Linked DNA regions of Homo sapiens: all the other regions are linked to region 7. Evidence: chromatin loops called from intact Hi-C (ENCODE). Cell type or tissue: PC-3. All regions are shown on one strand.

Region 1 (4,000 bases), 220 kb before region 7:
CTACTGAATGTACTCATTTTACTACAGGCAAAACCAGCCTGAGGATAAACTGACAGCCAGGGGGTGACAGAGCCAAGAGAGTAAGAGAAAAAAATGGAACCAGCCAGAGGGATCCTTCTAAGCAAAAGCCAACTCCCTTGCTCTTGTGCCTAAAACCCTCCAGTGGCTTCCCATTTCAGCCAGAACAAAATCCAAACTTGTTCTCCACAGTGATCCTATCCTCGCTCATCTTCCTTTATTCCCACCTTTCTTCAGTGCCTTCTTTCAGCCCTTCACACACACTGATCTCCTTCCCTCCACAGGTCTCTGTATGCTTTATTCCTTACTCCAGGTCCTCCTAGGCTGCTACCAATCATCATTCATGCCTCCACTCAAATATCAGCACCCCCAAGAAGCCTTCTTTGAACTCCATGTTAACCTACTTTATGTCCTTCACAGAACTGGTCAGGGTCCAACATTACATGTACTTAGCATTTACATGTTTAAATATTTATCTCCCTCTTATAAGAATGTAAGCTCCTTAAAGGCAGGGACTCTGTTCTATCCATCAGTGTGCTCCCAGCTCCCAAAGCTGTGCTTGTGCATAACAGAAGTTCAATCTACAGTTTCTTGCAGATTGACTAACTAAACCCAAGATTCTACACAGGCCACATTGACCCAAAAATCCTAAATAATGCTTTGTTTTTAGCTGAAAACAAGAACTGCAAAACTCACAGCTCTCTTGAAGATTTCTATACACCCTGGATTACACTTTATTATTTCTAATCCTGGATGTCATTATTATTTAAATAATAAAAGCAAATTTCCTTTGAGAACAATGTCACTCGAAAGAAAATCAATTTGTAGTAGCAGAACTTAGTCCACATCCGGAAGATAAAAAACACATCTGAATACGTGTGTGTGTGTATGTGTGTGTGTGTATGTGTATGTGTGTGTGTGTGTGTGTGTGTATGTGTGTGTGTGTGTGTGCGCGCGCTCTCAAAACTTGACAATAAATGAATATGTGAAAACTTTTTTGGTTATGGAAATGTTATAAAACCAGATAGTGGTGCTCATTGCATAATGCTACAAATTTAATAAAAATCATTAAATTATTTAAAAATCGATAATAAACAGCCCAATTTAAAATTAGCAAAGGTTTTGATATTTCACCAAAAAAGATATACTAATGGCAAATAGGCACATGAAAAAATGCTCAGCATCATTGTTCATTAGAGAAATATTCACTAAAACAACAATGAGATACCATTTCACACATTTTACAATGACTTATATTAAAATGACAGATTCTACCAAGTTGTGGTGAGGCTGTGGAGCAACCAGGACTTTCATACATTGCTGGTGGGAATACAAACTAATATAGCCCCTTTGGAAAATAGACTGGCAGTTTCTTATAAAGTTTAACATACACTTAACATATGGCACAGTAATCCCACCCCTAGAAATATGAAAACTTACATTCAACCCAAAACTACTATTAAACCCTGAATGTTTAATAGTAGATTTGAAACATCAAAAAACTCCCAGCCTAGGCAACATGGTGAAACCCTATCTCTACAAAAAATACAAAAATTAGCCAGGCATGATGGTGCATGTCTGTGGTCACAGCCACTCAAGAGGCTGAGATGGGAGGATCACTTGAGTCCAGGAGGTGGAGGCTACAGTGAGCTGTGATCATGCTACTGCACTCCAGCCTGGGTGACAGAGCAAGACCCTGTCTCAAAACAAAACAAAACAAAAAACTACAAAAACTCAAATGTTCTTTAATTAGTGAATGGGTAAGCAAACTGTGGCATATCTGTACAACAGAATGGTACTCAGCAATAAATAGGAATTAACTACTGATACATACAACATGGATGAATCTCAAATGCACTGTGTTAAATGAAAGATGCCAGACTCAAAATGCACACCATAATGTTTCCATTTATCCTCTTCTGGAAAAGGCAAAACTATAGATATGGAGAATATATCGATGGTTTCCAGGAGTTTCAGGTGGGGAAAGGACTGACTATAAAGGAGCAGCATCAGATAATTTTGGGGGGTGATGATACTGTTGTATATCTTGACTGTGGTGTTGGTTACATGACTGCATTTTCAAAATTCATGAAACTTCAACAAAAAGTGTATATTTTCACTCCCATTAGGATAGCTACTGTAAAACAAATAAACCAAACAAACAAAAAACAAGTATTGGTAAGGAGGGGAAGAAATTAGAACCCTTGTGCATTGCTGGTGGGAAAGTAAAATGGTACACCCACTATGGAAAACAGTACGGCAGTTTCTCGGACAAACAGAATTACCATATGATCTAGCAATTTCATTTCTGGGCACATGCTCAAAAGAACTGAAAGCAGACCCAAACAGATATTTGTACACTCATGTTTGTAGTAGCATTATTCACAGTAGCCAAAAGGTGGAAGCAAGCCAAGTGTCCATTGATGGATGAATGGATAAACAAAATGTGGCACATATACACAATGGAATATTATTCAGCCTTAGAAAGAAAGGAAATTCTGACACATGCTACGCATGGATGAACCTTGAAGACATTATGCCAAGTGAAGTCAGTCACAGAAGGACAAATGTTGTTTAATTCCACTTTTATGAGGTACCTAGAGTAGCCAAATTCAGAGAGATAGAAAGTAGAACAGTGATTGCCAGGAACTGGCGAGAGGGAGGAATGGGGCATTATTGTTCAATGGTACAGAGTTTGGGAAGATGAAAAAGTTCTAGAGATGGATGGTGATGATGGTTACACGACAATATGAAAAGTATTTAATGCCACAGAACTGTACACTTTTGGCCACGCCTAAAAGAGCTACTGGGAAATATACCTGAATTGAAGAGGAATAAGAACCCAAATTCCTCCCTTCACATCACCCTTCTGCTTGTATGCTGTCAGCCGCCTGGCTTTCTTTCAGTTCTTAAACTACACCAAGGTCCTGTCTCTCAAGACCTCTACAAAGCCTCTTCCTTCTGTTGGAATGCTAGACCCCCTAAACCGCTCCCCTGGTTGGCTCCTCCTCCTTCTGCCAAGTCCCCTCCCAACCTCTCCGTTGATTGGTTCCTCCTTCTACTAGGCCCCCAGCCCCTCCCCTGATTGGCTCCTCCTTTCCATCACTGCTTCAGATTCCCTTTTAGAGTTGTCGCTCCCGCTAACCCTTGTCCAATAATGATTTATGGGGTACTTCTAAGTGCCAAGCACCATTCTACAGGAATATAGCATTGAACAATACAGTGCTTACCTGTGAGAGGTTAGGGGGCATGACGAACACTAAAAGAAACAGGGTAGGAAACAATGAGGAAGGGCAAGGGACGGTGCTGTTTCAAAGAGGGTTGGCAAGGATACTTCTTGCTGTTCCCAAGCAAGAGGAGCAGCAAGTTCAAAGGTTCTGGGTCAGGAATGTGCTTGGAGTGCTGAAAGAACAGAGTTATATGCAAGGGGGGGGGGGAAGGTAAAAGATAAGGTCACAAAGGTGGCAGGGGCCAGATCACATACAGCTGTGAAGGCCACCAGTAATTCAGGATTTTACTGAGTCAGATGAGAACCTTTAGGGAGTTTTAAGCAGAGGTATGACATCTGACTTGCATTTCTAAAAGATCTCCTTGGCACTTTTTTTTTTTTTTTTTTTTTTGGTAGAGACAGGGTCTCACCATGTTGCCTACACTGGTCTTGAACTCCTGGCCTCAAGGGGTCCTGCCACCTCGGCCTCCCAAAGTGCTGGGATTACCAAAGTGAGCCACCACACCCAGCCCAGCCTGCCCTTGGTACTCTTTCTAAAGGCCCCATGTTTCCTTCAAAACATTACTCAAAATTTACAATGTATATTTATAAGATTATTTGTTTAATGTCTATTTCCCCTAGCAGGCTGCATATTTCATAAGAGTAGGAACCAAGTCTCTTTGTGACAACATAAACTCAAATCCAAGCATAATACCTGGCACATAGTCTGTGTTCAATAAAGATTTGTGAAATGAATTAACTAATGAAGTCTAA
Region 2 (4,000 bases), 320 kb before region 7:
AGTGCTGAGTTTAAAAAAAATGTTCATAAGGCCCAGATGACTTAAGAATGAAGAAGATTCAGAACTAAGACTGGAGGTCTCTTATCTGAGGTCCAACTGCTTATATTTATTATAAAGGCAGTATTAATACATATACATATGGCAAGATACAGTCCATAGGCATAAACGGTTTTAAAGCGTTTGCCTCATAGAACTACAATATCTTACAGTTTGGAAGGACTTTAGCAATAATCTTGAGCCCATTTTTCATGAACTTCAGTCACTACTACATGTCTATCACTTTCAAACATTTGGTCACATTCACTTAATGTTTTCATTTAAAATAATTCAATTTTATTTAGCTACATTTACATTAAAAAGAAACTTTGTTATTGCCAGTAGAGAAAAAAAAACTGTTGACATAGTAAATATTGAAGTAAATACTTAATCAAATTTAAAAAAATGTCTAAGTATAACCTAAAAACATCTCCTCTATAACAACCATGTGAGGTGGGTACTCTCATTATCCTCATCTCACTGATGAGGAAACTGAGGCTCAGAATAAGTGACTTCCAAAGGTCCACATATGAGTTCATGAGATTCAAAACCAAATCTCCCTAGTATTAAAAAAAAAGTTTTTAACCACATCCTTAGACTGCTTCAAAAGACTAGGAGATCTTCCTTTCCTCACCTAACTCCAACATGAAGTTGTTAAGATTCAAAATAGAGACATTTTTGGAAGGATTGGAATATAGGAAAGTGTCAGCTGGGTGCAGTCGCTCAAGTGTGGCTCAAGCCTGTAATTCCAGCACTTTGGGAGGCCAAGGTGGGTGGATCACCTGAGGTCAGAAGCTTGAGACCAGCCTGGCCAAAATGGTGAAACCCCATCTCTACTAAAAATACAAAAATTAGCCGGGCGTGGTGGCACGCCCCTGTAGTCCCAGCTTCTTGGGAGACTGAGGCGTGAGAAGCGCTTGAGCCTGGTAGATGGAGGCTGAAGTGAGCCGAGACGGTGCCATCACACTCCAGCCTGGGTGACAGAGTGAGACTCTATCTCCAAAAAAACAAAAGGAAGGCGTGAACTGAAAATGTGTTCAGCAGGCACCCCAGCTGTTAGAATATGCAGATAAAGCACTTTCTGAGGGGTTGGAACAAAGGTGGCTAGCTGAGAATTTGTACCCTTGTTCACTGCAACAACATACTACTAACTCTTTCCATTTTTAAATCTTCATTAAAAAACTGAGGAGTTCCTGTAATTTTACAAAGTGCTTGTGTTCAACCAAAGTCTAGAAAAGTATCAGCTCAGGGTTCACTCCCAAAATTCCTTCACACATTTCACTGGAAAGTGGGCTCCATTCAAAGCCAAGTAGACACAGTATAATTGAAGGGAGTCCTCACAGGCCACTTCCTGTTGCAAAAGATCTCTCTGTTGTCAGGTATCTTTAAAATTTGTTGAAGGAGGTTCATTGTATTGCTTATCTGTACATTCTCTGATTGTTCAGCTTTACCTTCAGAACTGCTTTGGTTTTCCAATATCCACCCCAAGCAGTTCTTGGCTCTGTCAACTACTCCTGGTCAGGAGAGAATACTGCATCTTCAGCATTCAGTGCAGAGGTCCCACCTCTGAAGGAGGAACATTCTCTCCTACTAATCTGCTTACTTGGTGTGTATTTTTCTAGGGGTACAGTTAAGGTCTCATGGATGTTCAACTAACTAAATGAGAAGTTCCTAAAGGACAGAAACTACATTTTATGCTTGATTGTATTAACAAAAAGGTTGACCACTGGGTTTTACCAAATTAGATGGCCTCTATCCCAGACCTGAACCCTTATCTCAACATATTCAAAATGGAAATCACTGTCTTTACTCCCAAACTTAATGCACACATGTGTGTTCTTGGCTTTTTGGCTAATATCAAGTGTAATGTATGCATGTGTGTATGTATGTCTGACCATTCTCACAAGTCAGCTTCAACAGCATGGCTGCATCTTACCATCTCATATATATGGATGTGATACAATTTTCCTAACTAATCCTCTATTGCTAGAAATTTAGAGTATTTATAATTTTCTCTATTCTAAATGGTACTGCGGTATTTTTCTTTACATGTTTATATTATATATATTTTTGTGATGTTCCTCCTAATGGCCAAATCAAGTAAGAGGCATATTTCTGAAGTTCATAAAATCATTTCCAATACAACCTATCTGGTATAGTTCTCTGCTTTGAGGAACCACAATACCTCTCTGCTATGTCACATTTTGCCCTATTAATTATGCTCAATATTTGCCACTCCACACCCAGTAACTTATACATTTCTAGAGAGTAGACACCTTCTTACTCGTTCCTATATCAATTTAAATCAATTCAGATTCCAACAAATAGTATAAAAATTAAATACAATGGCCAGGTGCTAGGGGTAATAAAAGATGAGGTGTAATTCCTGCCCAGAACAGAAGGGGAGGCCAACTCACAACAAGGTCTGATACATTAAGTTCTACACTATATAGAGATGTATGGAAATTACTATGGGAATAAAGATGAGAGAGCAATAAATTCTTCCAGGGACAAAAGGGAATAAGGAGAGGAAAGAAAGAGGTAATTGGAAGCTATGAAGAAAGGGCAATTGTTGAGTTGCTCCTTGAAACATTCATAGAAATTCACCAGGTGGGCAAGTGACTGGGTAGATTCACCAGTAGCAGCCAGCCAATTCAAGTTTCAGGTTTTTTCCCCTCTAGAGCACTAGTTCTACTTAGGAATTTATGAAGATCCCCAATGTGCTAAGCCAGGGTTTTTCAACCTTGGCACTACTGTCATTTTGGGCAAGGTAATTCTTTGTCTTGGGGAGCTGTCCTGAATGTTATAGGATGTTTAGCAGTATCCCTGGACTCTACTCACGAGATGCCAGGAGCTTTCTTCCAGCCTTTTAAGTTGTGACAACTGAAAATGCGTCCAGACATTGCCACATGTCTTTCCCTAGGAGAAAAATGCATAAATCTAGCTCTAAGAACTTCTCCTTACCTTACTATCTGTTCTTCCTGCCCTGAAAATGGTTTCTTCTTTGGGCCTAAAACCCAACTGGACCCTCATTTTATTTTTAGATAGTGGTAAGGTTGTCAAAACATTAAGTTACAGGTGCCCCACTATAAAAGATAATCTTTGATTATACCTAATATGGTTTGGCTGTGTCCCCACCTAAATCTCATCTTGAATTGTAGCTCCCATAATCCCCACATATCATGGGAAGGACCCAGTGGGAGATGATTGAATCGGTGGGTGGGTTTTCCTGTGCTGTTCTCGTGACAGTGAGTAAGTTTCACGAGATCTGACGGTTTTATAAAGGGCAGCTCCCCTGTACACACTCTTTCCTGCCACCATATAAGACGTGTCTTTGCTCCTCCTTCACTTTCCGCCATGATTGTGAGGCCTCCCCAGCCATGTGGAACTGTAAGTCCACTAAACCTCTTTTCCTTTATAAATTACCCAGTCTAAAGTATGTCTTTATTAGTGGTGTGAGAAGGAACTAATACCTAACAAAAATTGAAATGTTCACTCTGATATGAAGGTATACAAATATGCAATATTACAGCTAATACTTGTTTAGAACATTACAGTTTACAAACTACTTTCACATTTGATTTCACTGAAATGTTCACAACATCCTGGAGTATTAGTTATTGTTCTCATTCCAGAAATAAAGACAGGGTTGCTCAAAGACACCAAATATCCAAAGACCATGTGGGTATTGAGTGTTAGGGGTAGAATTCCTATCCAGACAGTCTCATTCCAAATTATATATGCTTTCCATTTAGTTTAGAGAACAACTAGTATGAGTTTCTTCAGGCCACAGACAGGGTAAGCCAGACAAAGGCACATCTTAACATCATATAAATGGAGAAATAAAATGACTTGAGGATGCCCTGCTACCTAAAAGCCCAGCAAGAAATCATAATAAGTAAAAACTTGCTTATGGAAACAAAGCATCATTTAACCACCAAAAACCATTATATCCATCCTTTGC
Region 3 (4,000 bases), 75 kb before region 7:
TGTCTTCAGCTAATTGATAATGTATGTCTAATGTTTTTCTGTTCTGGAAGAAAGGGATGTAGAGAGCAAGATGATAGAAGGGCTCTAAGATGTAGCCAGGGATTCTTGGGATCAGGGAAAAGGAGGGATGAAAAAGGAGGCCAAGGATGCTCAGGACATGCTTCGAGATGTGAACCATTCTGTCTAAGCTGGCTACGTTTTCCTTGAATGCACGGGGTGATATGAATGGTCTCAGCAGTGTCTTAGTCACAACTCCCAATGATGTGATTCACTCAGCATGATTTTCTCAAGATAAGGTGTGTGTGTGTGTGTGTGTGTGTGTGTGTGTGTGTGCAAATGCTGGCATTATGTAAAGGAGTTTTTCTCCTGGGGCTTTTTAATTGGGAGACTGCTCTGCAAACACATTTGGCAAAATCCCATGAGATGAACAAGCTACCTTTGCTCTGAGAGCTAAGGAGGGGTGGGGGTGGGAGTGGTTATTCTGGGAAGCACTACATTAACATGTTCTGGCTGCCAGGAGACTGGAAGACATTGGACAGCCCTCATCTTCATGCATTTCCCAGGGTTCAAAACTTTCACGTGGATTCTGCTTATTTGCCCCCAAAGTACTGATTCTATTGTGTTAACATTTTCTTTAATGATTCAATTTAATCAAAGTGTGGATTTTATGGGGAGGGGGACTAGCTGAGACCTTAAGCAAGTCACAATCCATTGATTCCTAGAGTAGGTCACTATGTAGATGTTGAGAGGCACTGTCTGCCTGAGACCAGAAGATGAGGAGTCATTGTTCACAAAATAATGACTTTTTAAATCCTTGTGATAATTCTGCATGCTGGGGTTCCATTAGTATAACTATTTTACAAAAAAGGAAACTAAGGCACATATAAGTAACTTTCCTTGAGTTACAGAGCTAGGAAAGTGGCAGAGCTGGGATTTGAAGCCAGCCTGGCTGCCTCCAAAGGCCACGTTCTCAATTGTTAATCTCTCCTCCAGAATCAACCTCAGCCGACTTTACCTTGAAAGGCATAAGAAGCGTAGCTACTCCCACCTGTCACCAAAGTACAGAAATTTCTGATGTAGAAACTGTTATCCAGTCTTACTACTTGAATCCCTCCAGTGATGGATGGCTCACTACCTCTCAAAGGAAACATTTAGATTGTTGGTGAATTGTAATGATTAAATAGCTTTTTATTATTTATTAATGAGTTCAAACACCCTCCTGGTAGTTTCTAACCTTGATAATAGTGATAGTACCCCTGTACTGAGCTAGTAGTATGTGCCTGGCCTTGTGCGAAGCATTATCTTTTTTTTTTTTTTTTTTTTTTTTTTGAGACAGAGTCTGGCTCTGTTGCCCAGGCTGGAGTGCAGTGGCGTGATCTCGGCTCACTGCAAGCTCCGCTTTCTGGGTTCATGCCATTCTTCTGCCTCAGCCTCCCCAGTAGCTGGGACTACAGGTGCCTGCCACCATGCCTGGAAAATTTTTTGTATTTTTAGTAGAGATGGGGTTTCACCGTGTTAGTCAGGATGGTCTTGATCTCCTGACCTCGTGATCCGCCCACCTCGGCCTCCCAAAGTGCTGGGATTACAGGCATGAGTCACTGCACCCGGCCTCGGCCTCGCTAAGCATTATCTTAATACCTTGTTTAATCATCACAACAAATTTATCTTATCTACAAATATAGGGAAGAGACTCAGAGAGGTAAAGTAATTTGGCGACAAGGAGAAAATCAGGATTAGAATCCTAGTCTGTCTGAATCCAAAATCATCCCAATAAGCAACAGTGTGTTCCAGGGGCAGAACATTTGCCTTTGGAACAATTCATTTCATTGCCTTTCATTTTTATTTACTGAGACTCTGCTGTGGGGGAAGCCTTGTGCCAGCTTTGCGGGCTCATGCAAAGATGTATACAAGGCAGTGTTTGCCAGGAGCTTCCCCTCTAAAAAGAAACATGGGTGAGTATAGTGGCCCAGCTGGATCCAGCTTCACAGAGAGTGAGCCTTTGGCTGGAGGGCAGATGGAGTGGAGCATGAAGAGACAGGTCAGCTGACCACCTCCTTTTTTATGGGTCTCGTGGACTGACCATAGACATAAGGTCATATTTCCTTTTGCTTCCTCCAAGGTGTTTTTGTTTTTTGTTTTTTTGTTTGTTTTATCAGAGTGCTACGTCTTTGGAAGAAGGAACTCTCCACCTAGCACTGCTTCTGGCCTCAGTGTCGAACCTGAGAAAGGAATGAAGGCACAAGCTGAAGCAAGCACTGGGAGGGTGGTAACTGCCTGGGGCTCTGGGAAAAGCTGCCAGGAGCTTACAGTTGAAGATAGTTATCACTACTTCTCTATAATACAATACTGTGTTCTTCAAACAGAAAGCCTATGAAACCTTTCCTGATGCCCTCAAGCAGGGTTAGTCACTTAGCATTCAGTACACACCCCTGCTGTCTGACTCACTTAAGCAGCATTGTATTATAATTGTGTTTACATACTCTTCTTCGCTAGAATGCCAGCTCTCAGGACTATGGTGTCTTACATTATAAATCTCTCCCACATCTGGAACGACATGTGGGAAATGGCTTACTAGAGCACTTATCACATGCTAATATATGTTATGCATTTTACTTATTTATTTTGTTTATTATCTGGCCCTAACTGTCTGTTTTATACACAAATGTATCCTCAGCACCTAGGACAGTAGTCAGCATAGCGTAGGTGCTCAGTAAATGTTTGTTAGATGAATGACCATTCCTGAGACTGGAGGAGGGGTGAGCGGAGAACCAAGCATCAGGAAGTGGGGTGGTTAACCCAGAGAGTGCACATTGCTGGCTAGGGAATAGCAAGCATTCTCTATAATGGTGGGTTAGTGTGTGAATTATCCTCATTCTCAATTTAATTTTGAAAGTAGCATCCGTTTAACAGTGGTCCCACAGTTGAATCAGTTGAATGATAATCCACTATTTTGATGAGCCAATGATTTAAAAACTATGCCATAAAAGCAATATCGAAAAATTTCAAATACCACCTATTTTTAAAAAAACTTCATTGAATATGTTAATGGGTTATCAAAAAAGACTTTTCCTGATTTGTTGGAATTTCATTAGAGGACTAAAGGCTAAGAACACTCTCACATCCTAGAGATGCTAGAACATCTGTGCCAGACTTGTGGAGAGGTTCTCCTGGCACCAGGTCATAACCCACCTCTAACCTTTAGAAGAGCAAGTTGAAGAGGTCATCTGGAAGGACTGTTTTGGAGACAGTTGTAGGTATGCTGATTTTTGCCTTTCCTACCTGTGGTACTTTACCCTTACATTGGACCATGTGAAAAGAGAGCCCAGAGAATCATTCAGACAACTTAATATGGGTTCCCTGGAATTTGCAGGACCCAGCAACTCTCAAGGGAGAAATCTAAAGGCTGCTAGATGTGGCAGAATGAAATACAGAAAGACCTATACTGATATACTGATAGCTGCACTTCTAGCTATGGAAAGCCAAGGGGTGTAGTTCTTATGGACTAGATAAAGGTTTCATGAAAGGACTATCCTGGGATTATTTAAAAAGGGACCTGGCTGGGGGTGGTGGCTCAAGCCTGTAATCCCAGCACTTTGGGAGGCCGATGTGGGTGGATCACTTGAGGTCAGGAGTTTGAGACGAGCCTGGTCAACATGGCAAAACCGCATCTCTACTAAAAATACAAAAAAATTAGCTGGGCATGGTGGCACACGCCTGTAGTCCCAGTCACTCGGGAGGCTGAAGCAAGAGAATCGCTTGAACCAGGGAGGCAGAGGTTGCAGTGAGCCAAGAGCACGCCATTGCACTCTAGCCTGAGTGACAGAGCAAGACTTCTTCCAAAAAAAAAAAAAGGACCTATCCCAAAAGTACCTCCTGGAGTGATAATGGGACTCAACAGAGGGGTGGACCACGCAATGGCCAGCTGGAGAAGGCAATGCAATCTCAGGGAGGCAGTGCTTGTCTTTAGAAAGGATGCCTCCAGCAGGTAATCTCCAAGGGA
Region 4 (4,000 bases), 410 kb before region 7:
TGGGGGGCACAGTAGGGTTTGTCCAGGTGAGTCTTTCCATCACTGTCCACCATGCACCATTCACAATCCAGCACCCCAAAACAGTCCCTGCCAGAAAAACAATACTTAGTCTTCTATAAAGCAGTGTGGGGCAGGGGACAGCACTTAAGTGTGGGCATCAGACAGTTCTCAGGATCTCCATTACTTACTAGTGCTGTGAATTTCTTGAGCTTTAGTTTCCTTTCCTTATAAAATGAGAATAGCAATAGACTGCCAGGGAAATAACTGTTTTATGCCTCTTAACAACTTGGAAAGGAGAGAAATAAAACTGCTCTCTGTGAATTAAATAATGACATCCACACATCATGGGGCTATTCAAAATCATCTTACAAGACCAAACAGAAATGACCCCAATGTTTGTTAGACTCTGGCTTAACATCCCCCAAGTGTGGGGTCATTTAAAAAAATAAAAAAAAAAGTCCAATAAGTTTGGAAATACTTGGCCAGTCACCACAGGTTTCCTCACTGCCAATTTCTCAGAGCCTTTAGTGTATTACATGCATTGTGACTGTCTCAAGAGAATATATGCAGTGTCAGCATTTCCCAAACTTAATTGACTTGGGGCTACTGTATAACATCCCAAATTAATCAGTTTGATGCCACAATTCCTTTGCTAAAATACACACGCAAAGCAGAGTAAGCTATCCCTCTAAACACTGTTTAATAAAATGGCAAGCTACAGCTACAATAAGCTAAAAACCAACTCCCCTTTACTTAGTCTACCACAGCCACTATTTCCATAATGTCTAGTCCCAAACTCCTAATCCCACCTGAGGAGTGGGGAGAGAGCGGGGAACATGTAGTTTTTAGTTCTCAAAACTATCATGAAGCAGATGTGTTTCCTAAGAAAGGAAAATAAATGAGCTTCAAAATATCACACCTAGAGCCTTGACCACTGGGTTCTGCTTCTGGACCTCAGGGGTTCCTCCTCCCTTGCCCTGCTGCTTCATGCCATGGCCCCTCACAAGTCTTTTATTTCAAGAAAAACTCCCATTCACAGATGAGGCTACTAACATATGGTACACACGCTAAATACGGGTAATAAGTGGGAACGAGACAACATTTAATCTGGTGGGTAAAGGCTTATGGAAATCAGTTTCAGATCTGAAAAACTGACATACCTTTTTAAAACACGAAGAGTAGGAATAATAAATATTAGCTGGAAAACCTCAATTCTTTACTAGATTCTGCTTACCCACTTTCCAGCCTCTGACTGCACCTGCTGTTGACACACTGGTGAAGAGCATCTTGCAGGCCAGGGTCAATAGCTGTGTATGTCACCGGCTCCTGGTGGACCTCGCAGCTGGGGTTTCTGTGCAGGAGGTAAGTCTGGAGGTTAAGACGACCACCGCCCACATTCCAAACTCATGCTCCTGGTCCTTAACAGCAGTCAGACAGATTTGGGTTTGAATCCTGGCTTTGCCACTTAGTGTGTAACCTTGTATCAATCACTTAACAACTCTGAGCTTCAATTTACTTATCTTTATATACAGTAGAAGTAATACAAATAACCTAGGCAACATGATGAAACCTCATCTCTACGAAAAGTACTACTACAGCAACAAAATTTAGACAGGCTTGGGAATCACATGCCTGCAGTCCCAGCTACGAGGGAGGTAGAAAGGTGGGAGGATTGCTTGAGCTTTGGAGGTAGAGGTTGCAGTGAGCCATGATCGCGCCACTGCACTCCATCCTGAGCAACAGAGTGAGACCATGTCTCAACAAACAATTATACACACACAATACAAACACACATGACACTCTTAATTTCTAGAGAAGGGGTTTATTACAATTTATTTTCCTGGTGTTAAAATCTGTCACTGATATAAATAATGCTGTAGAACACATCATACGTGTGTAAAAAACACTTGCATATTTATCACAGGGTTAATTAGAACACTAAGTGACTTAATGTGCATAACGTACTCAACACATGGTAGACACTTAGTAAATGCTTGAAACATTCTCACATTTTTTTGTATGTAGCACATACACTCTTAATACTTTTACAGCAGTTAAATTTAAACCTTGAAACAGGCATCATTTTATGGCACTACGGAGCTTGAATTCTGGCTCACTGAACAGTTAGTTCTATCATTAGAATGAATCATCTTTATACGCCCTAACTCAAAACAAATCTATAAGAGACTCACAGTATTACATATGTATTATTATTATTATTATTATTATTATTATTATTATTATTATTATTAATTATTTTACCGGTTCTCTGCATTGGTGAGGTTGCCAGTGCACTCATTGACCTCTAGAGGGCACTCACAAGGACATTCACATTCATTTTGTTCCATTCTGAAAAGCAAAAAGAAAGTTACTATGCAGAAGGTCAATGGCAAACTGTAAGTTGTACATGTGCTGGGGAAGCAAAATAATGAAGCTCTGAGCTAGTTTAAAAGAATAGTAAAAAAGAAGTTACAGCCAAAGGTTAAATACATAAATGGCCTTAATCCATTGTTCTTTGGACAAGGATGCTGCAAACGGCACAGCTCTAAGTGGCTTTGTAACTGTGACTTTTCTTCAGGACACACACCAGCACTTTCTGTTTATTTTGCACTTCAAAATGCCTGACATCAGTTGAAATATTAAACAGTGTGGTGAACACAGAATATGACCCATTGCATTTTTACCGGTGACAGTTGAGACAGAGTCGGTCCACCATGCTGCAGGCACAGAAGGCAAGAGAGTCGCAGGTTTCGTTGACAATGCCAACAAACGCGTTGGTTCCTGGGATCCTTGCTAATCTGTATTTGGAACAGTGGCTGCCATGCACAAGGTTCGTCAAATCCCCCTACAGAACAATCAAGGTATCAGAAATGACAGACAGCAATGCAAAGACTCAGCCCTACCTTGGTGAAAACAACTCTTCAACTACCTACGAAAAATAGCTTAAAATAAAATGTTTCTGATTACAAAAGTCACTGTTAAAAAATATATAGTCACTGTTAAAAATTTAGAAAATAAAAATTATTCATAATCAGAGATATCTCCCATTGAACAGCTGTGTATATATTATGAATTCTTTTATCTGTGCTTATACAAATGTAACTTTTATAACTGTTATTAAAATCTGTTTTTTCTTAACACATAACAATATACCAGGAAAATGAATACTTCAAGAAGCAATAAAAGACAATTTTCAGGGAAGGAATAGTTTAAAATTTATTCACATGCAAACCTAGTTAACCACAAATTGTGCATTCCCCTTTCTTTGGGTGATGAACCTTTTTCCTTTTATAATAATAAAATTATTTAAAAATCAAACCTAACAGGCAAATTTCTGCTTCTAGAATATTTAAATAATCCAACTAAAACAAGTATCCCTTTTCTTCATTCCATAACAAGAAAATGTGATAGCAAGTTTCTTGAATTGCCAATTTTGTTTATCATATTAGAAAATCAAAGATTCCAAAGTGGTATTGTAGAGTTGCATGTAATCATTTTTCTGCATGTGTGTCAGATACACTAGGCAAATTATTTCACCTCAAGCTTGTTTCATGCCATTCACCCTGTATATATGCTTGGTGAGGATTAGCTTAGTTCTGAGAATCATAGCACTCAATGGGTTTTTAGAGGTCTACATGAATTTCTAACTGTCTGGAAGACACCCACCTCTAGAACATAAGCAGTAACATAGGCTTGGAGTCCTGACAGCCCCAATACCCAGGAATGCTCTAATTCCATTTGGGGATAACTTGGGCCAATAAATTATTCGAATTTGCCTTTTGAGAAGTATCTACCTGAGTATCCTGGCATTGTGTGCTGAAGACTCCAGAAATCATTGCATAAATAATAGAAGATACACAGAATAAGTCAGACTTTCCTATGACAACCTTACTTGGCAGTCTCATTTGTCAATGTCTCCTTTAAAAACAGTGCTTCTCAAAATGGTATGGGGTCTGAACAGGGTAATAATGACTTCCCTTGCTTTGAACACACCATTCTA
Region 5 (4,000 bases), 560 kb before region 7:
AAAATGTCTCCAGTCCAGCCACATGTCACTGCCTCTGTTGCTTCCAGGCTTGTCCAAGTCAGCATTTTTACTTGGATTGTACCACAGCAGCTCCCTAACTGACCCTGCTATGTTCTACATTCATTATTTAACACAGCAGCTAGGCATGTTAAACTATAAATACAGTCAATTATCCCTCTACTCAAAGCATCCCAGTGGCTTTCTATCTTAGAGTAAAAGCCAAAGTCCTTACAAGGGCCTAAAAGGTCCTAAATTGTCTGTGCCCTCTGCCTCCCCGACCCCACTGTGACATCATCTCCTATTCTCCACTTTGCTCCCTCTTCTTCTGCCCTAAAGGTTGCTTGCTGTTCCTTTAACAGACCAAGCATGTTTCTGCCTCAGTACCTTTGCACTTGCTGTTCCCTGTCCCTGGAATGTACTTTACATAGATATTCATGTGGCATACTCCCTAAAGTTCTGGTCTTTGCCCAAGAATCAGTTTTACTATGAACCCTTCCTTGACCACGTATTTAAACTCCAAGACTTCCCAGACACTCTTTAGCCTCCATCTTATTTTCTCTGCAGCGATCACTATTCCTTTTACTAATTTTTTCCCCTAAATGTAAGTTCCATTCTTATAAGGATTTTGATGTTTTGTTCATTGCCATATCCCTAGTGCCTAGAACAGTCCTGTCATATAGTAGACATTCAGTATATACTGGTTGAATGAGTAAATGAATACCTTTCAAAAAATATTTTCTAAGCATCCATTCCCAGCTCCTTCAGCAAATAGTCATGGGCCATGGTCTCTGACACTCTGACATGGAAAAACTGAACACCGTAATCTACTAGAGCCTACCAAAGCAAAGGTTAATGTGCTTCTCGCTTTGGGCACCTGCCCTCTCGTTAGAATTTCAAATTAGTTGGCTCTTTTAAATGTTGCTCACCAATCCAATCTTTTGCACACATCTACTATGAAACCCATTCTCTATGCAGTCGCTATTTTATTCTTGGATTTTAAAAAGTTAATTTTCTTTTATTAAAGCAAATCTTTTTATTTTCATGTAAATGTAGACTTTCTTTTATCCCATTGATTTCCAAGTGAATGTAGAAACAGAATGTCACAATATCATTTGTTGACTGCCAGTTTTTAATACAATGTATCTTAAGCTCAATTTTTAAGCTCATGTCAATAATTGAACTGGTGGCTAGTTTTCAAAGCCATCGTAAGAATTGGGGAAAGGGGAATCTTGACTATCCCTCAGAAGATTCCTTTGGGATATGTTAATGTCAACAGTGAATTCCATTAGGCTCATCTGCTATCAGTCCAATTAAAGATATTTATTATTGTTGTTCTTCTGAAAAGAATATAAGCATCTAGCAGGTAGCCCTTTAAATACAAAATGAAATTTGTTTTCAGAAAATTCTGCCTCAAGGACTCCTCAGTCTCACCCTTACCTTCAGCCCCACTTCACCTTTTCTAAGTCTTGTCTCTTCAGTGGAGTCAGGTATACGGAGAACCAAAATGGGACTGCACTAGTTCTCCTGAGATCTGAATCAAGCCCCTAATGTCCCTTTCTTATAGCTTCAAGTCCAGCTTTTAGATTTCAGACCTACAGAAACATGAATTAATTTTATCATTATTTCTGCATTAAACATTTTTAAATTTTTATTTAAAAATATAACTTTCTCCCATTGTTAAAAATGTTTCAAAATCAATATGCTTCATTCTGTGACATTAATGATATAATAAAATGTCTCTGTCTGATATATATACATAACAAATGTTTCCAATGTTCATATTCATATTTGCCTCTCAGCTACTTGTCTTTCTTCATATGAATAATGGTTGAGTCCTAACTTTGGATTTAACGATTCATCCCCAAAAAGGTATTGCACAGCACTAATTTTTTTTTTTTTTTTTTTTTTTTTTTGGGAGACAGGGTCTCGCTCTGTTGCCCAAGCTGGAGTGCAATGGCGGGATCTCGGCTCACTAAAGCCTCTGCCTCCCGGGCTCAAGCGATTCTCCTGCCTCAGCCTCCTGAGTATTTGGGATTACAAGCGTGCACCACCACACCCGGCTAATTTTTTGTATTTTCTGTAGAGACGGGGTTTCGCCCTGTTGGCCAAGCTGGTCTTGAATTCTTGACCTCAGGTGATCCACCCACCTCAGCCTCCCAAAGTGCTAGGATTATAAGCATGAGCCACCCCGCCCAGCCGAAATACATTTCAACAGCTTGCTTTCCTTACTTCCAGTTTTTAACCAAAATCACTTTTTAAAAGTACTTTCCAAGTTATTGTCTAGGGTTAATATATAGATAACCTGTGCTCCCATAATTGTTGTTTAAAGTAGGCTTATGTTTTAAAACATATTTTGTATGGTAGGTGTTTGTCACACGATTCGGATCTATCACGGTCCATACAAAAATCCACACAGCATTCATTACATAACACAATGTACTTTTTGGCAAGTCTGTCTGCATTATTTGACCACTGGGTGGCAGCATTAGGCTCCATATGAAAGGACCAAGCATTCATTTTCCAGGTCTTTTGTTCATTTTTCTTTCCTCTTCCCCTCATCACATCATCTCATCATATATTCTGTGGTTGATTCCCTGGAACAGGCAGTCAGCCTCCTGGCAGGGGAGATCCCTGGAATCAGGGTAACACAAGAACACACCGTGCAAGTAGATAACACTGCTGTGCTGCATGCTGGACAACTGCCACATATGGCAAGTGTTAAATGAAAAACAAAAATCAGGCCGGGCGCGGTGGCACATGCCTATAATCCTAGCACTTTGGAAGACCAAGGCAGGCAGATCACTTGAGGTCAGGAGTTCAAGACCAGCCTGGTCAATGTGGTGAAACCCTGTCTCTACTAAATATACAAAAATTAGCTGGGCATGGTGGTGGGTGCTTGTAATTCGAGCTACTCGGGACGCTGAGGCAGGAGAATCACTTGAACCCAGGAGGTGGAGGTTGCAGTGAGCTGAGATTGCATCACTGCCCTCCAGCCTGGATGACAGAGCAAGACGCTGTCTCAAAAAAAAAAAAAAAAAAAAAATCACAACTTACACAGTCATATCAAACAGCTGAAAAACCTCTTACATTTTTCTTTACATTATTGGGACTATGTCAAACTGGAAAGGTGCTTAAGATATATTTTTACCTATTTTAATTAAAAGGGGAAGGGTGAAATGTTTTGTCTTTGACTGATTATAATTAGATGTTAGATTTAGGTGTTTAATAGACATTTAATAAATGGGCTCAAAAGCTTCTCTTTTAAGGTAGACTTCTCCCAACCATTTGACATAGAAGGACCTCAGAATCTGAAATTTCAAACTCAATTTGTACATTCATATTGACAGGATTACATAGCTGACTATAATGCTATTAATAACTGCTAGAGTGTATACTACAAATTTTTAAATAATTTATTTCTGATTTAAGTTTTCCCAATCATAGTTCAAATATTCAAGACATGCAGTTTTTGAGAAAATTCACAGCTCAATGGCAATTCTAATTAATTATTACAACTGACTAGAGAAATGGAAGGGGTAGTCCATTTAAAACTGATTTCTAATTAGACCTAGATCTTGAAAAACTGATCTGATCTGTTTGCTCATAACTAACTACTTTTAGGATCTCTAAAACACTAAATGAAAATGCTATTCTCTGTTTAGTACAGTTGAAGCTTAATTTCTAAAGAGTCCAAAATTTGTTGATTCACAAGGTTCACCAACTTACGAACAACTATCACCACAATTGAATTCTAGAGTATTTTTATCACTCTCCCCTCCCCAAAAAAATCCTGTTAATCATACTCCCCAACTCCTCCTTCCTCCAGCCCCCAATAACCACTATCTACTTACATTCTCTATGGATTTGCCTATTCTGGATATTTCATATAAATGGAATATCATATGTGGACTTTTTGTCTGGCTTATTTCATTTAGCATAATGTTCACAAGGTTCACCAATGTTGTAGCATGGATCAGTACTCCATTCCTTTCTAGTGAAT
Region 6 (4,000 bases), 130 kb before region 7:
AAATAATTAATTAGAACTGCTTCTTCAGGATTGATGACTTTGGGCAGGGCTTAGCCTGACTTTTTGTTAAGTACCGCGGGGTTTCCTGATTCCTTAGTCCATGTTGAAAACTCATTCATTCTTTTGTTATTCACTCAACAAATATTTTTTGAGAATTTATTTTATGACAAGTACTGGGTAAGTAACTGGAAATAAAACAGACATGGCCTCTCCCCTTTGGAGTTTAGAATTGAAGCTTCATGGTGTGAATTTGACATTGAGAGATGAATAAGCTTTGGCTAAGTGAGAAGGAAGAAGGCGAGTCAATCCATGAAGGGTAGTAGCTGGCAACTGCTCTTGACTCAGAGACAAGGGTCATGTGTGGATACACCCAGGGGAAGATAGAGACAGTATGTATAAATCAGCCAACCTGTAACAGGACAGTTTGGAAGAGCCTATGGTCCTGGCTTGAAGATGCATGTTCTTGTAGAGGATGGAGTGAGTCTAAGGAACAAACACAGGCTTGGGTGGACAAGAAGAGCTGTCTCTGAGGGTGTTTCTGGAATTTGGTTCCCTTCAGCCTGGGGAATTCATATTCCTTAAAAATATGATCTACAATGTACTCTAAGTCCTTTGTAGACACACTCATCCAGGTAGATGAAAATAAGCACTGAGATATCTTTCTGATGCCTGTGTGTGATAGTACCTGTCTCAATTGATAAATAACCTTGACAATTTTATAAGACATTTAGGTGTTCTTGTCTCATGATGTCACTAAATGAAGGTCTTATTATCTCCCTTCAACCCTCCCCACACACATACATGTGCTCACACACGTAGACATGCACACGCTTACATACACACATACACATGCACACACATGCTCTCCCCAAGAAGCTGAAGTTATTTGGCTGGTCTGAAGTCAGGTATTTACTTACCTTTCATTAAATTGATTGACAAGGAATTTGAAACGTGACCTTGGGGAAAGAATACGGGTTATCCCAACTGAACCTTCAACAAAATCATGCCAAATTTGCCTCAGGGAACAAAGGAGTTCTGCAAAATAGGCTAAGTCAGGCATATTTTCTCGACATCAGAATATCATGCACAATCATCTCAGCAGCAAAACTCAGAGTCACATGAAGAACCCAGTGTGTGTGGTCCAGAATATTAACAATACATTTTAATTTGAAGGCACTTCTGCCTGCAGGGCTCTGGGCACTTTAACAGAAAAATAACTAAAAACAAAAGAAGATCAAATAAAATGACAGACTGATCATAATCTCTGGTCTACAAGCAGAGAGCTGCCATGACTCTTAATTACACGTAAATAAGCAAGGTTTATGGAGTGTTGTGTAGCAGATAAAAATGTTAAAAATATAGGAAGAACAAGTTTTCACCAACTCTGTTGTTTGTTGGTGAAAATGACTCCAGGAAACCCACTAACTAATGCAGTATAACCTGCAAACCATAGGGAACTCAAAAGAACCCAAACAATAACATTGAGGCTTAGCACTCATGGTGCACTCCTTCTGTGGCTAGGTTGACCTTTTATGTGGCAAGAGAAATCCTTCCAATATTTTGTGGTCCTGGCAACCTCCAGTAGTCAATGTTACAATATAGCTGTGGGCAAAGCCACAGGTGAAGGTCAAGGACAGGGCTAGGACAAGCATTTACAGAGAGGCTGGAAAGTATGCATGGGGAGAAGGAAGCAAGAGGGCAGATGAGGGTAGGTGGAGAGGAATGGGAGTGTAATGTTTGGAGCAGGAAGCAGAGTTCTTCCAAAACATGATGCAGGATTGAAGTCTTACAGCCAGAAAGAAAATAGTTTCTTGGAAATAATGGCATCCACCAAAAGGCCAAGGCAAAGAACCCAATGGAGATAATAAGTCATGAAGGTTGAAGCCAAGGGGGTGAGTGAAGCCATGAGGAGTAGATTCCAGGAACAGGGCTGGGTTGGAGCTGTCTTAGGAGACCCAGTGGAGGAACAGGCAGGGAGGTCTGTGCTTGCTCACAGTGGTCAGACAAAACACTTTGTGGCAAGGAACATCTCTTTCAGACGGGGACAGAGATATTTCAGCTGACAAATGAGAAATTAACACCAGATGGCTCCAAAAGACATGCTTCTCACATCTTGCTGATTTTTTCTACCTTAGGAGGAAGAAAGTTGAGCAGTAAGGTAATGTCTACCCTCTAAACAAGGCTTCAAGTCTGTTTCATGAAGCACATCTTGTAATATGCTCAACAACAAGTATTCTGTGGTCAAATTCGTTTTAAAAATGCAACATACACAACTTTGTAATTTGCAATGCACATTAGTATATCAAAAGTTCTGAGAAGTCCTGCAGTAAAGAGACCTATTTAACTTGGTTAACCTTGTTTAATGCAGTGTTTCTCAAAATTGCTTGACCACAGAACATTCTTCTTCCATAACACCTGTTAATTTCCTGAGGGATCCTTGTTCTGAGCAGCACACTTTGAGAAATGTTTTTCTAGAACTTGTATTCTTTTTTTTTTTCTAGAACTTTTGGTCCTGTGGACTCAAGGCAAACCCTATCTTGATCCAACTCCAGGGAAATCACAGGAAACACTTGCTTTTGTTGTATAAATGAATTATCCTCAGGTGCTCACACAACACTTCCAGAGAAAGCCCTTGTTACTTATTTATTTAAAATAACTATTTACAAAAAAGGATTTGAAGTGGCGTGTGTGTGTGGTGAGTTGTCATCTGAGTCTGGAGAGTGGTGGTCAGCACAGTCATTCAGTTTCATTGATTTATGTTTCAGAAGCAGTAATGACATGAGTGGTCATGATAAACCAGGCAGTGGGTGCCACATACTCGGAGGATGAGATACATCATTCTCTAACTCTGGCCATTAATCACAGGGGAATGTGGCAATGTGGTGGTTGCTTATACAAAGTGAACAGAATTTCTGATTCCAAATTCGTCAAACTCAGCCTCTGAAAATGGTGATCAAGTTTTTGGAGTCTGACCATCCCTGCATTGCAAATAACTGCCACACATGTCTGCAATTGCTGTGACTGTAGGGAACCAGCAGTTCCTAAAGCTTTTTGTGTGCTGGGAATCGGCCTCAACACACAATTTTTTAAGTAAAGAAAAGCAGTCAATATGGGATTTTGGGCAAGGCTTCAGGTCCCTTGGCATATGTGACACTATCCTGCAGACTTTTCAATAGCAGCATTCTGTGTTTGAAGCAGATTACTCAGGTTGCTGTTGAGGGCCACATGCCCCCTCCATCTTCTGCCTCCGCAGGGAGAAGCTCTACTTAGTGGACAAAGGGTATTTTACATGACCCACCTCTTGCTCAGAATGAGGGTGCCTTTGCGTGCGGGACTGAGGGACTGATGATGAGTGTGTCTTTTCCAGAGTGGGCCAGGGTGACCTGAGGGTGGCTCATGAGCTGGCTCAGGCATAAGCCTTGGCCCTATGACAGAACAATGCCTGGTTACTTGTAACTTCCTTTCTGGAGCCTTTACTCCCAATTATATTTAGATAGAAGTGGGTTTTTTTTTTTTTTTTTGTAATGCGACTGAAGGTTGTAAAGGGGAGAGACAGTCTTTCAGCATAAAAACAAGGGTAGCTATGCTAGCAAGAGGTTAGCCTCAGGATAAGAGGCCTTTACAGATTTTTTGGAAAAGATATTTCAAATAAGACCAAGTCATTATGAGGAATACTTTCCTGCCATTTCTTCCAGATCTCCTCAGGTCCTCACCTTCATTTTTCTATATTAATCAGCAGCTCCTGAAAGAGGAGATGACTCAGAGGCCGAACACCAGAGGAGGCAGGATTTTGGTGGAAAGGGGCTGGAATTAAAAGGACTGAGAAACTACGGAAGGTCTAAAGTAGAGAGGCTGAAGGATAGGGTGGATGGAGAAGGCCCCATGCTGACTGAAGGTGCTGTGATCTAAGAACACAGATGTGATCAAGCAGCTCAAAGACATGGGGCAAAGAGGTTTCCTGGTGTTGAAACTGCTTGAGAAAGTGTTGAAAGGTAAATTG
Region 7 (4,000 bases):
TTCTGCAAGTGCAAAAATACAATAATGTAAAATATTATTTTTAAAAATATATAAAATTATCCTTTCTCTCACTTATCAATTATTAATGCATATTAAAATGTGGTAAAGGCTACTGTAAACTACCCATTGAATCATCAATGAATGACTAAATGAGTATGGATAAACTATATTATTAACAGAACCGACTTTTAAAAATTTTGCTACCAGTTTGGTTTCTAGCATTGAGGACACTGAGTCACCCTTTGCTCTAGAACAGAAGTAGCAGCCAGCATCACTTCCCTTCCCTCTTCTTCCCTTCCTCCTATCTTGAACAAACAGATGAAGTCTGGAACTGTATCAGCCATTTTTTTTTTTTTTTTTTTTTGTAAGACAGTCTTACTCTGTTGCCCAGGCTAGAGTGCAGTGGTGTATGATCATAACTTACTGCAACCTAGAGCTCTTGGGCTCAAGCTATCCTCCTGCCTCACCTTCCTGAGGTGCACACCACCATGCCCGGCTAACTGTAAAAAATTTTTTTAGTAGAAACAGGATCTCACTATGTTGCCTAGGTTGGTCTCAAACTCCTGGGCTCAAGCAATCCTTCTGCCTCGGTCTTCCAAGGTGCTGGGATTACAGGTGTGAGCCACTATGCCCAGCCTTCTAGCAGCCATCTTGTAATCAAGAAGCAAAAGGCATGGAGACAAAAGCCAACATCCTAAAAATGGTAGCGAGGAAAGAGAAAAAGCTTGGTCTTTGATGGCTTCATTGCCCAACTAGCTGAACCAATGCCAGCAACTGCCCACCTAAGGGCTCCTTATTTTGTGGAAAAAAAAAAGAGTCTCTACCTCTTTAATCCTCTAGTAGGTCTTTTGTTATTTGCCATGGAACGTAGGAAAAAGTTGACTCATATGACACAATATGAGAACTCAGAGTTATTTAAACAATTTTGAACACTAAAGTAATATCATCTTATTAGTAGCCCTCACTGGTGACATTGAGGTTTATTTTAGACATATTCTAAGTTAATTATTGTACATACACTTACTTAATGAGAACAATATCTTAGTTATGAAGTTTTACTTAAAAATGGATGGCAACTTGTGAACACATCTAGTATATACAATTTTCTCCTCTATAGAAAACATTTTTTTTATATCGGTGAAGGATTGTTAACATGAGCTAGTTATTGAGACATGCAAAAAGCCTCAGGAGATCAGGATGGATGTTGTAATTGTATTTGTTGAAACAGAATTCAACTTGTAAATATAATTACCCTTGGCTGTTCAAGTGATCACTTTTCATTTAGATTCCAGTCTGGTCCTTAGAACTTGAAAGTGAGATGAAGAGTCGGGGAGAGGGTTTGAACATTGAGAGGCCATAACAAAGAATGAAAAGGTCTGGGGTTGGTTAGTACAGATCGCAGAAGGGTATAGAACATTTAAAATTAGCCTTCAGATCTATTAAGGGATATTGCTCAGAAAATGAGAGCCAGCTGCACTCCATCTTTTATGATGAAAACCCCAAATCAAGTGGGCTTATACTTTTGCATCTAGGAATCAGATTAACCAAAAAGAACTCTCTTCTGGGAGGTGGTTAAATACTGGAGTTGAATATTTAGATAAGGTTTGAGATCTCACCCTCTGGAGAGAGTGGCTTAAATTTAACTCTGGGTCTCTGTATATTCTTAGTTAACTGCCAAATAACAGAGAGGCACAGGATCCCCCTTCATCTCCCAGCCAACACCATTGCTACCATCTCCTCGTTAGGGGCACCCATGGCCTGTAAGGGAGCAGCAGGGAGGCAAAGGAGGTCTAGGTGGCAGGCAGGCCCCAGAGAGCCTTCTAACTGTCAACCCCTAGGGAAGTCCCTCCCTCCCTCAGGTAGGAGAGGCAGCAGTTCTCAGTGGATGCACTGATGTCTGGAAGTCATTAAACAAAACTCAGGCTCATTCTCATCTACAAGAGGGTGGTTTCTGTGTGGTCCTGCCTGAAGCCAGTGGTGAGGACTGACTGATTTCTCCAGGTTGGCTCTATGATTTTATCAACGTGAGTAATTTGTAAGCTCTGGGCTATTTTTCTTTTAGTAAATCTTTCCTAGTACTGAGTAAACATCTTCCTTGGGAGGGAAAACAAAGTATTCCGCTCTTATAAAGTGGTCATGTGCCATACGAGCCTTTAAAAGCATAAGGAGGCTTGGTGCCTGGCTTCCAGTGAAGTGTCTCTTAAGACTGAAGTGCATGAAATAGCTAACTGGCGCCATCTGGAGGGGAAGTGGAGTCTAAACAACAACGCAAGTTTAAAAAACATTGACAATGACGTAAATGCAAAATTTTATAATATTTATTTTATTTACTTTTATTTTTATTTTATACTTTTAAGACGGAGTCCTGCTTTGTCGCCCAGTTTGGAGTGCAGTGGCGCGGTCTCTGCCCACTGCAACCTCCGCTTCCCGGGTTCAAGCGAATCTCGTGCCCCAGGCCTCCCTAGCAGCTGGGACTACAAGAATGCGCCACCACTCCCGGCTAATTCAGAACATTTTAAAAAATGAAATTCCCTGCTTCTCTCTTCTCCTCTCTTTTCAGAATCCATCCAGACTGATCACAAGGGGGCTGGGGCCTCGCGTTCCTATAGAACCTTAACTTCAGATCTGACGTCATATCCAGTGGAGGGTATGCGTCAGTTGTGGAGTTTTACTATACATGACACACTCCGTTATCAAATGGCACGATTTGGCATGCCATGTTAATCATATTTGAAATTAATCTCAGAATTACATTGTCTCAAAGTGTCATCCACTAATCATCTTCATCAGAATCAGCTGGTTTTTTTGTTTTTTTTTTTTTTGACGGAGTCTCCCTCTGTCGCCCAGGCTGGAGTGCAGTGGCGCGATCTCGGCTCACTGCAAGCTCCGCTTCCCGGGTTCACGCTATTCTGCTTCAGCCTCCCAAGTAGCTGGGACTACAGGCACCCGCCACCATGCCCGGCTAATTTTTTGTATCTTTAGTAGAGACGGGGTTTCACCGTGTTAGCCAGGATGGTCTCGATCTCCTGACCTCATGATCCGCCCGCCTCGGCCTCCCAAAGTTTTGGGATTACAGGCGTGAGCCACCACGCCTGGCCAGCTGGGGTAATTTTTAAAACTGCAGGTTTATAGACTTCAGTTCAGGCCCCCTGAATCTGAATTTCTTTCATAGTGCATGGGATCAATTAACTAAATAGAAGTAAATTTTGTTTTTTATTTGATCAAACACAAATATAGTGCTTACTATAGGCCAGGTGCTATTATTAGAACTTCATAAATATTAATGTATTGATGCATTTATTTGGTTTTTCTCAACAACCATAGAAACCTAGGTGTGTTTGTTCTGTTTTGTTTTGTTTTTTTTTTTTTTTGAGACAAGGTCTTGCTCTGTTGCCCAGAGTGGAGTGCAGTGACATGATCACAGATCACTGCAGCCTCGATCTCCCAGGCTCAAGCAATCCTCCCACCACAGCCTCCTGAGTAGCTAGGACTATGGGCATGTGCCACCAGAAAGCTCTACTACACATATCTGGTCTCTTGACACTTTCCTGGCTAGCTAAATATTTAGCTAAATATTGAACCCGGAAGGCAGATCAATAAATCTGACTGAGAAAAATGAGTGAATACTGGTGAGGCAAGCAGAGTTGGGGGTCAAAGGCAGAGACATATTTTAGAATAGGAGAGACCAAAGCACATGTGTAGGTTGAGACAATATGGCAAAAAGAGACAGAGAAAATAAAGTTATAAGAATACGAGGAGATAGGTCAAGGTTTAAGAGAAAATGGCACGTACTCTGGGATAAAACAGAAGAGAAACATTAGTAAATAGCGACATCTCATTCCTTGAATATGGAGGAAACAAGACAAGAAACTAGGCAGATGTAGGTCCATGTATAGATCCCGCTACTTGGGGTCATGTCCAGCCTCTGAAGCTTTTAATTGCTCCCCTCCTATCCCAACCTCTTTCTGACCCATTCTCTGCCTGCAAAAACTTGTGTCCA

The links. Peaks named below come from ENCODE experiments on the same cell type or tissue, not always from the same donor. Only the 100,000 strongest peaks of a DNase experiment are listed, where the experiment ranks them.
Region 1: it touches region 7 in a loop (6-fold over the local background); 31 of 110 quality-filtered maps call a loop at or near these places.
Region 2: a loop joins it to region 7, with 6 times the contacts of the local background. A loop is called at or near these places in 8 of 110 quality-filtered maps.
Region 3: it touches region 7 in a loop (9-fold over the local background); 4 of 110 quality-filtered maps call a loop at or near these places.
Region 4: a loop joins it to region 7, with 14 times the contacts of the local background. A loop is called at or near these places in 84 of 110 quality-filtered maps.
Region 5: a loop joins it to region 7, with 11 times the contacts of the local background. A loop is called at or near these places in 82 of 110 quality-filtered maps.
Region 6: a loop joins it to region 7, with 11 times the contacts of the local background. A loop is called at or near these places in 3 of 110 quality-filtered maps.

Annotation. Positions count from the first base shown.
Region 1 is chr1:64,483,320-64,487,319 of GRCh38, reverse strand. The region is part of intron 1 of CACHD1 (cache domain containing 1); the gene reads right to left. Among named protein-coding and RNA genes, the nearest start is that of CACHD1, 15 kb to the right of the region's middle. In PC-3, a CTCF peak has its summit at 51; a DNase peak (open chromatin) is centred at 2,439; H3K4me3 peaks cover 387 bases; H3K27ac peaks cover 986 bases.
Region 2 is chr1:64,583,118-64,587,117 of GRCh38, reverse strand. All of the region lies in intron 3 of CACHD1 (cache domain containing 1), which reads right to left. Among named protein-coding and RNA genes, the nearest start is that of MIR4794, 5.3 kb to the right of the region's middle. In PC-3, a CTCF peak has its summit at 2,439; no DNase peak of the experiment used is centred here.
Region 3 is chr1:64,342,017-64,346,016 of GRCh38, reverse strand. No RefSeq gene overlaps it. Among named protein-coding and RNA genes, the nearest start is that of CACHD1, 130 kb to the left of the region's middle. In PC-3, no CTCF peak of the experiment used is centred here; DNase peaks (open chromatin) are centred at 336, 2,276 and 2,716; H3K4me3 peaks cover 1,322 bases; H3K27ac peaks cover 3,507 bases.
Region 4 is chr1:64,674,246-64,678,245 of GRCh38, reverse strand. CACHD1 (cache domain containing 1) reads right to left here. Exons shown (of 27, transcript NM_020925.4): 20 at 2,685-2,845; 21 at 2,263-2,349; 22 at 1,235-1,351; 23 at 1-87. Among named protein-coding and RNA genes, the nearest start is that of RAVER2, 69 kb to the left of the region's middle. In PC-3, a CTCF peak has its summit at 2,383; no DNase peak of the experiment used is centred here.
Region 5 is chr1:64,822,846-64,826,845 of GRCh38, reverse strand. The region is part of intron 11 of RAVER2 (ribonucleoprotein, PTB binding 2); the gene reads right to left. Among named protein-coding and RNA genes, the nearest start is that of RAVER2, 80 kb to the right of the region's middle. In PC-3, a CTCF peak has its summit at 2,468 (motif pointing right); a DNase peak (open chromatin) is centred at 2,475.
Region 6 is chr1:64,402,352-64,406,351 of GRCh38, reverse strand. No RefSeq gene overlaps it. Among named protein-coding and RNA genes, the nearest start is that of CACHD1, 66 kb to the left of the region's middle. RefSeq lists an enhancer at 2,369-3,568. In PC-3, no CTCF peak of the experiment used is centred here; no DNase peak of the experiment used is centred here.
Region 7 is chr1:64,267,484-64,271,483 of GRCh38, reverse strand. No RefSeq gene overlaps it. Among named protein-coding and RNA genes, the nearest start is that of UBE2U, 66 kb to the right of the region's middle. In PC-3, a CTCF peak has its summit at 2,225 (motif pointing left); a DNase peak (open chromatin) is centred at 2,203; H3K4me3 peaks cover 592 bases; H3K27ac peaks cover 569 bases.